Regions from separate parts of the Homo sapiens genome. Here region 1 is linked to region 2. A link is an interaction called in ENCODE POLR2A ChIA-PET data of the cell type or tissue named here. Cell type or tissue: PC-3. All regions are shown on one strand. Links, peaks and the distances in the headings refer to the core of each region. The heading gives the core; the rest is flanking DNA. Region 1 overlaps TBC1D22A (TBC1 domain family member 22A). Region 2 has its middle 4.2 kb from the start of CERK.

Region 1 (5,373 bases), core at 199-5,198, 270 kb after region 2:
CCTCCCACCGGGAAGTTAGAAGGAAATTAGTTCCCTATGTTTTGGTGGCTGAGTGACAGCGAAAATGCCAGGCCAGGAGCAACAATGGGAGATTTTGGTTTGGGGACTAGTTTGTGGGTTAGAGGAGGAAAGGACTTATTAGAAATAATTCTCGAACATTTCTGGCTTATTCTAATCTACTCTTCAGCTCTGTGGAGTAACAGCTTGGAGTTTGGAAGCTGGCAGAATTGGGTTGACTTTCTGGCTGTGTTGTATACTGGAGGATTGGCTTTGTGAGGAATGTCCCCACTCTAGCCCTTGTTTCCCCATGCATGACGGGTCATGGGAGTAAAGTACTTACAGGAGTGCCTGGCACACTTAAGTCTCATGCAGTGTTAGTACCCATTATTGTCATTATCATCACCATCAGCATCATCATCACCATCATCATGATTGTCATCACCAGCATCATAAACACCATCATCACCACCATCATGTCATCATCACCATCATTATGTCATCACCACCATCATCATCACCATCACCATCATCATTTCATCACCATCACCATCATTTCCATCATCACCATCATTGTGTCATCACCACCATCATCATCACCATCACCATCATTTCTGTCATCACCATCGTCATCACTATCACCATCATTTCATCACCATCATCACCACCATCATCTTCACCATCACCATCATCATCATTGCCATCATCACCATCATTACGTCATCACCAGCATCATCATCACCATCACCATCATTCTGTCATCACCATCATCATTACTATCACCATCATTTCATCACCGTCATCATTACCATCATCACCATCATCATCACTATCACCAGCATCATTTCATCACCATCACCACCACCATCATCATCACTATCACCATCATTTCCTCACCATCATCACCATCAACAAACTGTACAGCAGGATGGGTCCATGGTGGGGCTGAGTGTTGGAAGTTTAGTCTGAAGGCCTCTGCTTCTCCCACGTTGGACCTTGTTGAGCTGCCAAGGGCCCTGTCCATGCCTGCTCCTGAGGCAGCCTCTTCTGTCCAGCCCCCAGGGAGGTTGGTTGGAGTGGAAGACACTGGCTGAGTCTGAGTCAGGGGCACCGAGGTGACAGTGGCCATTGTTATTAGTCATATCTTACACTTTCACCTATAAGGAAGAAAATGCCAACAAAACGCGGTACTGGAGAATGGTTCCACCTGTGTGGGAAACGGCTTTATGTACCTGAACATTTTCCCTTTCCTGTGTTTTTAATTCAGGTTAAATGTGATTTTAATCAAATTTCTCTGAAAGTTGTCTTGACTACCTCGTAAGGTTAAAATTGACTTATTCTTTTAAGATAGAATTCAGTTACAGCTAGGAAACTAGATTCAGCTTTATTACCACCCTGGTGGAAATATTTTTATTACCCCTACAAAGTAAGCAGCCGAGAAGCAGAGGATAAATCAGCAGCGCAGCCAGGCCGGGGAACAGGCAGCGTGGCTCCCTCCCCCTGGCTCTCGTCCTCATTAGGCTCCAGAAGGGCAGAGCTGAGCGTTTGAAATGATAGTGATATTTCATCTGAGACGTAAGGACATGACAATTGGCAAGGCACATGCGTAATTGCTGTTATGTGCGACCTAAGGTGTGTGTGGACTTTCTGGGAGGCGTGCTGTGTGTGCTGGCAAGGGCTGCATTCCTGTGCTCCTGGTTTCCTGGTTCAGGCAGAGTCTTGGTCCCCTTCTGCTTAGCAGGTCTTCACAGTTGAACATGGCTGTTTATTCTGTGACCCAGGTGACTCTGCTTATCATTGTCTGTTGGAATCATTTTGGTGAACCTGTCTGCAGCCTGGGTTCCAGGCTACCCCAGGCAGGAATTTGCTCTCTTGTTGGATGGATGTCCTGAGTTTCTTAAGTCAAGCTGATTTAATGTGCTTTCCATTGAAACTCTAAATGGATATTTTGTTGCATTTTTGGGAAGAGGGATGCATATAGAACAACAACAACAACAACAAATCAAAGAAATAGAAGTTTCATGTAAACCCAAAAATAATATATTAGGAATATACACCTGGGTTCTAGTTCAGCCTCGGTCCCTGACTCTGGCCTTGGGCTGCTGCGGGGAATGATGATAATAGCAGCTAGCATTGATTCAGTGCCTGCAGTGTACTGGGCACTGTTCTCAGCTCTTTATCTGTATCATTGTGCTGACTTTTCATAACAGCCCCATCAACTGCATAAATGGGCCCCATCCCCGTACTCAGAGTCCTGCCTATCACTGATCTCAGCTTCCCCGCAGGCTGGATGATCTCCAGGTTGCTTCCAGCGCTGCCCATCCTGGGTTGGTGCACAGGAGAGAGCCCTCCCAGTTCCTCCCTACCTACTTGGGCAGCCTTGGGGTGTCCTGTGGGCTCAGGGGACTTGCCTGTCTCTGCTCCAGGGTTTCCTTGGGAGCCGCAGCCTGCAGCTGTGCCTGTGGTCGGGCCCTCTACCTCCACTCCCCGCGCTTCCTCCTGGGACTCCTGACCAGCATCTTGTGCCTTATGGTGCCCCGCCCACCTCATGACCCTGAGAACTGGGAGATTAGAAGGTCGAATGTGCCCTTTTGAAGTGAGGAGTGGTCGTTGCTTCTTTTTTGGCTTCGACCACATGCCTACATTTTCATCCCGATGTTCCCCATAACCAATGCCCAGTTTCTAGAGCGGCCTCAGCAAATGTTGGGGAACTAAGGGATAAAGTGTTTAATGGAGCAGCCTGCACGTTAGGGCTCCAGCAGCCTGTGTGGCTTCACATTGCTTCAACATAGCTCATGGGTGACACTCCCCTGCTTAAAGAGGATGTTTGGAGTGGGGATTTAAAGCAGTTTCTCTGTTGTTACTTTTGTCTCCAGATGTTTATGATTTTCTTTGGGTTTTCTTCTTAGCTTTTGTTTTCCCTGAGGATCTCAAATCCTCATCCTACTGCCCTTTAATTCATAGAATAGAAAATCTGCATGTGTGGAAAAGCTCTGTAATTTTACCAGTGCAGCCTATGCTGCTGCTACATCCCCTGTAAAAGTGACAGAATACAATGTTACGTATCTAGTATAAATGATGAGGATGCTTGCTGACTCCCTTGCTTACATCTGAGATTTGTCTTGCCTCAAAGTAAATCCTTTCCCACCCCGCTCTGCCTTGGTGGCCTTGTCCCCACCCCGCCCCCAGCTGATTCTGCACACCCTTCCCTGTACACTCACCTGTGGGCCCCTCGGGTTGACTGGCCTCTCCCAGCAATCGACCATCGTGCTGGGAGGAGAGGCTGTGTTTCCTCTTTGGAAGAGCCTTGATCTGGAGCGACAATCTTCACATTTATTTTCCACCACCCCAAAGTTGTTAAGGTGGTCAAAGGAGGTGATGCCTGCCAGGGTGCTTTGAAATGTTTGGTTCCGCTGTGAAAAGCTGGCAAAAGTCTGAACAGAAGATTCCATGAGTCAGAGGGTCCTGGGGCTCACATCCCCCCAGCCCTCCTGCCCCTGAGCCATTAAAACCCAGACTAGCCCAGCACTGGTGCGTTCTTCTCTGTCCCCGTCCTGAACCTGCCAGGCTTTCCCTGAGGTCCCCAGGCACCAGGGGATTATTGTCAGGCCCCTCACTGTCGTCCTGGGCCCTCGGAATCATGCCTCTGTGCCCAGAGTGGTGCTTTGGAAGAGGGGTATGGCCTTGTCACTGGGGTCCTTCATGGCCCTCACCTGTTTCTCTACTCTGTTTCTTTCTAAGCCCTGCTGCCTTCCCGGCTCTTCCTGCATTCCTTCCAATTTCAGCTCATTTTAAGGTATTCCTCCTGAACAAGTAGAGAGAGATTCATTTTCTTAAAACTGAGGGACAGCTTTCATCCCACTTTTGGACTGTGGCCTTCAGGTAGGACCACACTTCAGCCCCCTGCAGGACAAAAGGAGTAGCTTATTCTTTCAGAGCTCGTGCTGATGTGTAGTTGGCTCATGACCGCGGAGGACATTCTGCCCTACGTTAGAAGACGGGACATTAACAGTTGTTCCGAGAGCTCATCCTTCCAGGCCTGTACTTAGCACAGAATCATAAAAAACTTGCTGTTCGGAGCAGAGGGTCCTCTGAGATCCTCTGGCCACCCCCACCCAGTCTGTCGTATGGCTTTTGGAAAGCCATCGTGCTCCAGTTACAGCCGAGCTGGGGTGGACCGGGAGAGGGCTCCCTGCATCTGGCCCTCCAGCCTCCCGCCCCGTGCGCGAGTGGAGCTGGACATAGCACTTGCTGTGGAGCTGCTGGGCACTGCCTCTTCCACTGCATCTGTCCCAGTCGCTTCCTTCCCAGGATCTTTGAGGTGCTGGGAGTGGGAACAGCCAAATTGCGGTTAGCATTTTTCTTTTTAGCTGCTCAAGTGTGGAGTGTGTTTACCACCAGGAAGTGGTGGTGACCATGCTGTGTGTAATGAAATGCAAACACGTGAGGCCTCCCTGGCTCATGATCCAGCCACTTTTCTCCTTGTGATGATATCTTTGTGACTCTCCACACCGAGACTGATGTTTGGGGTTTATTGCTAAACTGAGAATAGTTAATTAAATTGTAAGTAGAGACATACAAATAAAGTGATTCTCCTTGACCTTAGCAAGAAAGAGCTGTCGTGGTTTCGAATATAGGCCGTCAGACTGGTTTTGAAGTGATTCCCAAAGTCGTTGCTGATCATGGTTACAAGTAGCTAGAGAGACTGTGTCTTTTCTCTTCTTCATTTTAAGGAACCAGTGTCCCTCTTAAAATCAGGCTAGGAGGCCGCATTGCAGGTGGAAACGCATTGCCTTTCCGGGCCAGGGCTTGCTGGGGATGAGGACAGTTTATTTTGATGGGGTCATTTTCCTTTCCACACCATAAGCCATTGGTCCTGAAATAAAAGGCATTGGTCCCAGCATTGGAGGGCACATCCCGTCTTTCTACTCCTCTCTACCCCCTCGTCTCTCTAGACCCTGGACTGTGAGTACCTTCTGGGTCAACCCTTCAGGGTAAGGGACATTCCCACTCTTCTCAGACCCACAGTCACCTAGGCCTCCCTCTGCAGTCAGAGGTCTGTGTCGCTGCACACGGCCAGTCCTCCCACTCTGCTGTGCCTGGATCTCCCCATCCAGAGACCCTCGGTTTGACCCTCTGCCGAGCGGAAGCTCTGGTGATCTGGGGGTGGGCGCTGGACCCAGGCAGTGGGGCGTGTGGGGATGTGCAGGGATGGCTGTGGGGTCTAGCTGCTGATTACAGACCACACTCCTGTGTCCCCGCCATGCCCCTCTTTGGGGATGCACAGTGCTGCCAGTCTCTGATGGGGGCTCATCAGGTGCATCCGGGCTACCCCTGGCTTTCTGCAGCGGTGGCCCGGGCTTTTGCTTTCTCAGG
Region 2 (5,373 bases), core at 292-5,291:
CAGAGACGACTCAGAAGTGCTTAGGCCCCGAAGGAGCTCCGTTGGGGGAGACAGCAACATCAGTTACAAAACACACAGGAGATTCAATGAGGCTGTTAGGGTGGGCCCTCATCCAGCGCGTCCTTACAAGAAGAGGAAATGTTGACCGGGCTCTGTGGCTCACACCTGTAATCCCAGCACTTTGGGAGGCTGAAGCGGGTGGATCACCTGAAGTCAGGCATTGGAGACCATCCTGGTCAACATGGTGAAACCCTGTCTCTACTAAAAATACAAAAATTAGCTGGGTGCAGTGGTGCGCTCCTGAATCCCAGCTACTCCGGAAGCTGAGGCAGGAGAATTGCTTGAACCCAGGTGAGCTGAGATTGCGCCATTGCACTCCAGCCTGGGTGACGAGAGCGAAACTCCATCTCAAAAAAAAAAGAAGAGGAAACGTGAACACACACAGACCCCCGAGGCGTGTGTACACAGGGGTGGCCATGGGAAGGGGCAACAAAAGAGAGTGACCTCCAGGAGGCCAACCCTGTGGGCTTGAACCTTGACCTCAGACTTCCAGCCTCTGCCAACTGTTCATGGGAGACGACAGATTGCTGTTGTTGAAGCCATCCAGTCCGTGATATTTTGTTATGGCAGCCTGAGCAGACCCAGGGGACCTGTAGTCCTAGGATGGGCTGGGGAGGGGCCTGGCCACTGCAGGGCCCCATGCTCATGCTCAGGGAGACAGGGTGATGTCACGAAGCCCAGGTTTCCAGAAGATGCACATCCTGCAGTTGAGTTGCATGGGAGAGGGGTTGGGTGGGGGTCAGGCCCTGTGTGGGGCCAGGGCCATGACTCTGGGCACAGCACTGGAGGGATGGGAGGAAAGAGCAGCTCCACCCCAGAGCAGCCGTCAGGTCCCTGCTGTGTGTCAGACCCAGGGGGCCCTTCAGGAGCTGGCTGCGAAGGACACAGGAGCTTTGAAAATGTAGACGAGGCCAGCCCTGGCTGCCTGAGGACCTCCCGGTACCTCACCCACCTCTTCCCTGGCAGGCACCTTTCCCACCTTAGACCCTGCCCAAAATGCCCTTCCCACACGTCTGCCTGGGAGGCCCCCACTCACCTTCTCCTTCAAACCACATCTTGTTTCTTCTGCCACAGAGTCCCCTGATAGCTCACTGCATGGCACTTCCACCCCCGGCTGCCACAGGGCCTCACTTCTCCTTGTGGCACTTCAGAACAACTGATGCCCCAACCTGTTGCTAGCCTGCTGTGTACATGGCTGGTCAGCTCTGCACAGGGCCCTGAGCTGCCAGGTAGGCCAGAGAGCATGGGCTCAGCCCCAGCAGCCTGGAGTTCTGGTCCTAATTAGTCAGGCCCTGACCTGCCACCTGACCCTGTCTTGTGTCCAGTCTGCAGGCTTGGGTTGCTGCCTGGTGGCCTGATGGCCCTGGAGCCTGCTAAGCCAGACATCCTGCCCAGCGGCGGCCAGCACCCGTTCCCCTGGGCGGCCAGGTTGTCCCACCCATGGGCCACCTGGCTCCTGAGGTTCTGTCTAAGCTGGTCCAACCCCATACCCACGAGTGTCCCACCCACTGGGTCATCCATACCACGGGCCCCGGCCCCTCCTGTCCACGGAGCCCTGGCCACCAGCAGGAGCCTGGCACCAGCAGCCCCGTCTAACATGGTCCCCGCCATGGCCTCTGATCTATTCTTCCCTTCTCTTCCTGGGCCCCTGGCCTTGTTTGCTGTGCCAGTCCTTCCAGCTTATCTCCCGAGACTCCCTGTCTCGTGAAGTCAGCACCACCATCTGACATCAGAAACTAGAATGCTGGGTTGGGTGGGAGGATCCTGGCACCAGCTGTACATGGGCTGCCAGGAATGCCATCCTCTGCCCTCCACCTTCAAGGAGAAGCCTCCCATGCTCCTCTTTAAGGCTGACTGCCTTAAAAAGGAGAATCCGAGGCTTCTCCTCAAGGGTCTGGAAGAAATGTCTTGGGCCCCAAGAGGCCCAGATATTTGGAGAGTAAGCTGATCATTACAAAACACACATCCCTACATTCGCCACATGATCCAGACAATCGCCCCTGGAAATGGGTATTATTTACCCCTTTTTACAGACGTGAAAACTAAGACCCACAAAACTAACCTGGCCTGCTCCGGTTGTACAGAAAGGTAATTAGATGGGTTGCAGGGGCACTCCAGGCTCCCCTGTCCCAGGCTTTGGGGTCTCCCTGCCGTGGGAGAGTCTGAAATGTGGGAACTGTAGATGACACAAGCTCCAGGCTTCAGCCTCTGTGGGCCCTGCTCCCTGGGCACTAGGGCGGGCCAGTATGTTCCACCCTCCAGGACGTGCAGGACTGTCCTGCCTCAGCTTCTCTTACAGGAAGACGGTGCTGCCCTGCCCATCCTCAACCTGCCCATCTAGAGAAGACAGACTTAGAGCCTGGGCTGAAGTGGAGGATGGCCCTCAGCGGGCAGTGGAACCAAGCTAAAAGGCTAGGGAGGTGAGGCTAGCCTGGGATAGTTCCAAAGGCAGCCAGGGATCAGGACTATTCACACCCCTGGAGGGCCAGGGGGACATCACACCCAGGGGGAGGCCTCCAAAGGCTGGGCTTAGTTTTGGCCTAAACCCTGCAGGTTCCTGCCCGGCTGACCTCCCTCTGTTAGGCACCAACAGGATGTCTGTCACTCTGCTTAGCATTAGCACATTTCACCCTCAAGGTGATACTACCCTACTACAGATAAGGAAACTGAGTCCCAGAGAGGCTGGAGGAACCAGGGTTATCCAGTGGGCCAGGGGCAGAACTGGGAATGAACCCAGGACTGCCAGACTCTGAAGCCCACCCTCTTCACTGCCTTGCACCCTGTTGGCCATGTTCGGGGTTTCTACTCCAAGCTGAAAATGCCCTGAGAGCAAGCCAGCTTACCAGCACCCAGGGGAGGGTGTGCACCTGCCTCTTCTGGTGTCTTCAAATAAGGTGTCCATTTCTCACTGATGCAATGCAGGCTTGACTCATTCCAGGTACTGGAGGCACAGCAATGTCCAGCCTTGGGAGTTTGGGGGAAGAGTTACCCCAAGAAGCCCCCATCCTGGTGACATCTGTGACCCCGCATGGGGTCCAGCTGAGTGGCTTTTGCACACCCTGGTCGGGTGGAGTGAGATCACTGGGGAGACGGGACCTGGAGCGCAGGCTGTGAGGACACAGCCAGAGGCCATGAGTGCTCAGGAGTGCCATAAACTGTGATTTTGAGACTGATAAGGCCAGGCTAAATAGCTTGCTGGGTGTGTCTTGTTTGCCTTTTTATATTTGAGGCCTATAAAAAAATAGTGAGAAAATAGCAAGATGCCCAGGAGACAGGTGATCTGATTCAGCCAGGGGGTGGGAGGTGGAGGCACCAGTGACTCCCGCTAGCCAGGGACTGGAGGCAGGCAGGTCTGGGGACAAGAGGATGAGGGATGGGGCCACATTTGGAGCCTGGTGCACTGAGAGTAAAAGAAGAAAACCTGCTCCAACAAACCCTTGAAATTGAAAATAACACCGCCTGAAGGCATGTGCAGAGGGTGCTGACCCCAGCTTAAAGAGAGGGTGTGGTTCGGGCACACTGGTTCACACCTGTAATCCCAGCAGTTTGGGAGGCCAAGGCAGGTGGATCATGAGGTCAGGAGATCGAGATCATCCTGGCTAACACGGTGAAACCCGTCTCTACTAAAAATACAAAAAATTAGCCAGGTGTGGTGGCGGGTGCCTGTAGTCCCAGCTACTCGGGAGGCTGAGGCAGGAGAATGGTGTGAACCCAGGAGGCGGAGCTTACAGTGAGCCAAGATGGCGCCACTGCACTCCAGCCAGGGAGACAGAGTGAGACTCCTTCTCAAAAAAAAAAAAAAGAGTGGGTATGGTGGGTATGATGGCCTGGCGTGGTGGCTCATGCCTATAATCCCAGCACTTTACTAGGCCTAGGCAGGCAGATCACCTGAGGTCAGGAGTTCAAAACCAGCCTGGCCAACATGGTGAAACCCCATTTCTACTAAAAGTACAAAAAAATTAGCAGGGTGTGGTGGCGGCTCATGCCTATAATACCAGCACTTTGGGAGGCTGAGGCGGGTGGATCACCTGAGGTCAAGAGTTCAAGACCAGCCTGACCAACATGGTGAAACTCTGTCTCTACTAAAAATACAAAAAATTAGCCAGGCACGGTGGTGGGTGCCTGTAATCCCAGCTACTCAGGAAGCTGAGGCAGGAGCCTCGCTTGAACCCAGGAGACGGAAGTTGCAGTGAGCCGAGATTGTGCCATTGCACTCCAGCCTGGGCGACAAGAGCAAAACTCCATCTCCAAAAAAAAAGGCAACAATAGGGGCATATGTCATATGCTGTCAGGACCTTCTGAGGCCGTGTCATGAGCATGTCTATAAACAAAAAATTTTTTATTTTTTGAGACAAAGTCTTGCTCTGTTGCCCAGGCTAGAGTGCAGTGGCGCAATCTCGGCTCACTGCAACCTCTGCCTCCTGGGCTCAAATGATTCTCCTGTCTCAGCCTCCCGAGTAGCTGGGATTACAGGCACCCACCACCACGCCCAGCTAATTTTTTGTATTTTTAGTAGAGATGGGGTTTTGCCATGTTGGCCAGGCTAGTTTCGAACTCCTGACCTCAGGTGATCCGCCTGCCTCAGCCTCCCAAAGCGCTGGGATTACAGGCGTGCACCACTGCGCCCAGCCAAAAAATTTTTTTAAAGGTAATGATAGATATATTGTCATACAGATTGATGAATACACAACAGCATTGTGTATATTCACAGGCCCCAAACAGCAAAGACACAAAACCATAAAGGAATGGACACGAATGCAACCGTGCATGGGAGGGCTTGGCAGATGCGTTGGGATCCCAGCACAGCCAGGGCAGAGGCCAGGAACCACACCTTAGTGCACAGAGGCCCAAGGCTCAAAGTCCAGGGTACTGTGCTCACCCAGGATGCAGGAGTAGGCAGTCACCACATGGGATCCACAGCCCCAGGTCAGTGGTAAAGCAGGGGAGAGTCTGGTGAAGGGAGGGACCAAGGTAACAGGGCCAGAGAAAGTTGCTGACCACTGGTGGCCAGGCCAGGCCACATATCCAAGTCCTGTCCTCCAGGCTTTGTTCTGTTAAAAACAGCTTTATTGAAATATGGCCGGGCACGGTAGCTCACGCTTGTAATCCCAGCACTTTGGGAGGTTGAGGCAAGAGGATCTCTTGAGGTCAAGAGTTCAAGACCAGCCTGGCCAACATAGCAAAACCCTGTCTCTACTAAAAATACAAAAATTAGCTGGGCGTGGTGGCCTGCACCTGTAATCCCAGCTACTTGGGAGGCTTAGGCATGAGAATTGCTTGAACCCGGGAGGCGGAGGTTGCAGTGAGCCAAGA

What was found. Peaks named below come from ENCODE experiments on the same cell type or tissue, not always from the same donor. Only the 100,000 strongest peaks of a DNase experiment are listed, where the experiment ranks them.
Region 1: POLR2A ChIA-PET joins it to region 2 with 7 read pairs; 1 of 35 experiments calls an interaction of 5 or more read pairs at or near these places.

Annotation. Positions count from the first base shown.
Region 1 is chr22:47,008,844-47,014,216 of GRCh38, forward strand. All of the region lies in intron 10 of TBC1D22A (TBC1 domain family member 22A), which reads left to right. Among named protein-coding and RNA genes, the nearest start is that of TBC1D22A-AS1, 95 kb to the left of the region's middle. In PC-3, for the core only: a CTCF peak has its summit at 3,909 (motif pointing left); a DNase peak (open chromatin) is centred at 4,428; H3K27ac peaks cover 1,182 bases.
Region 2 is chr22:46,739,814-46,745,186 of GRCh38, forward strand. No RefSeq gene overlaps it. Among named protein-coding and RNA genes, the nearest start is that of CERK, 4.2 kb to the left of the region's middle. In PC-3, for the core only: no CTCF peak of the experiment used is centred there; DNase peaks (open chromatin) are centred at 2,988 and 3,268; H3K27ac peaks cover 1,409 bases.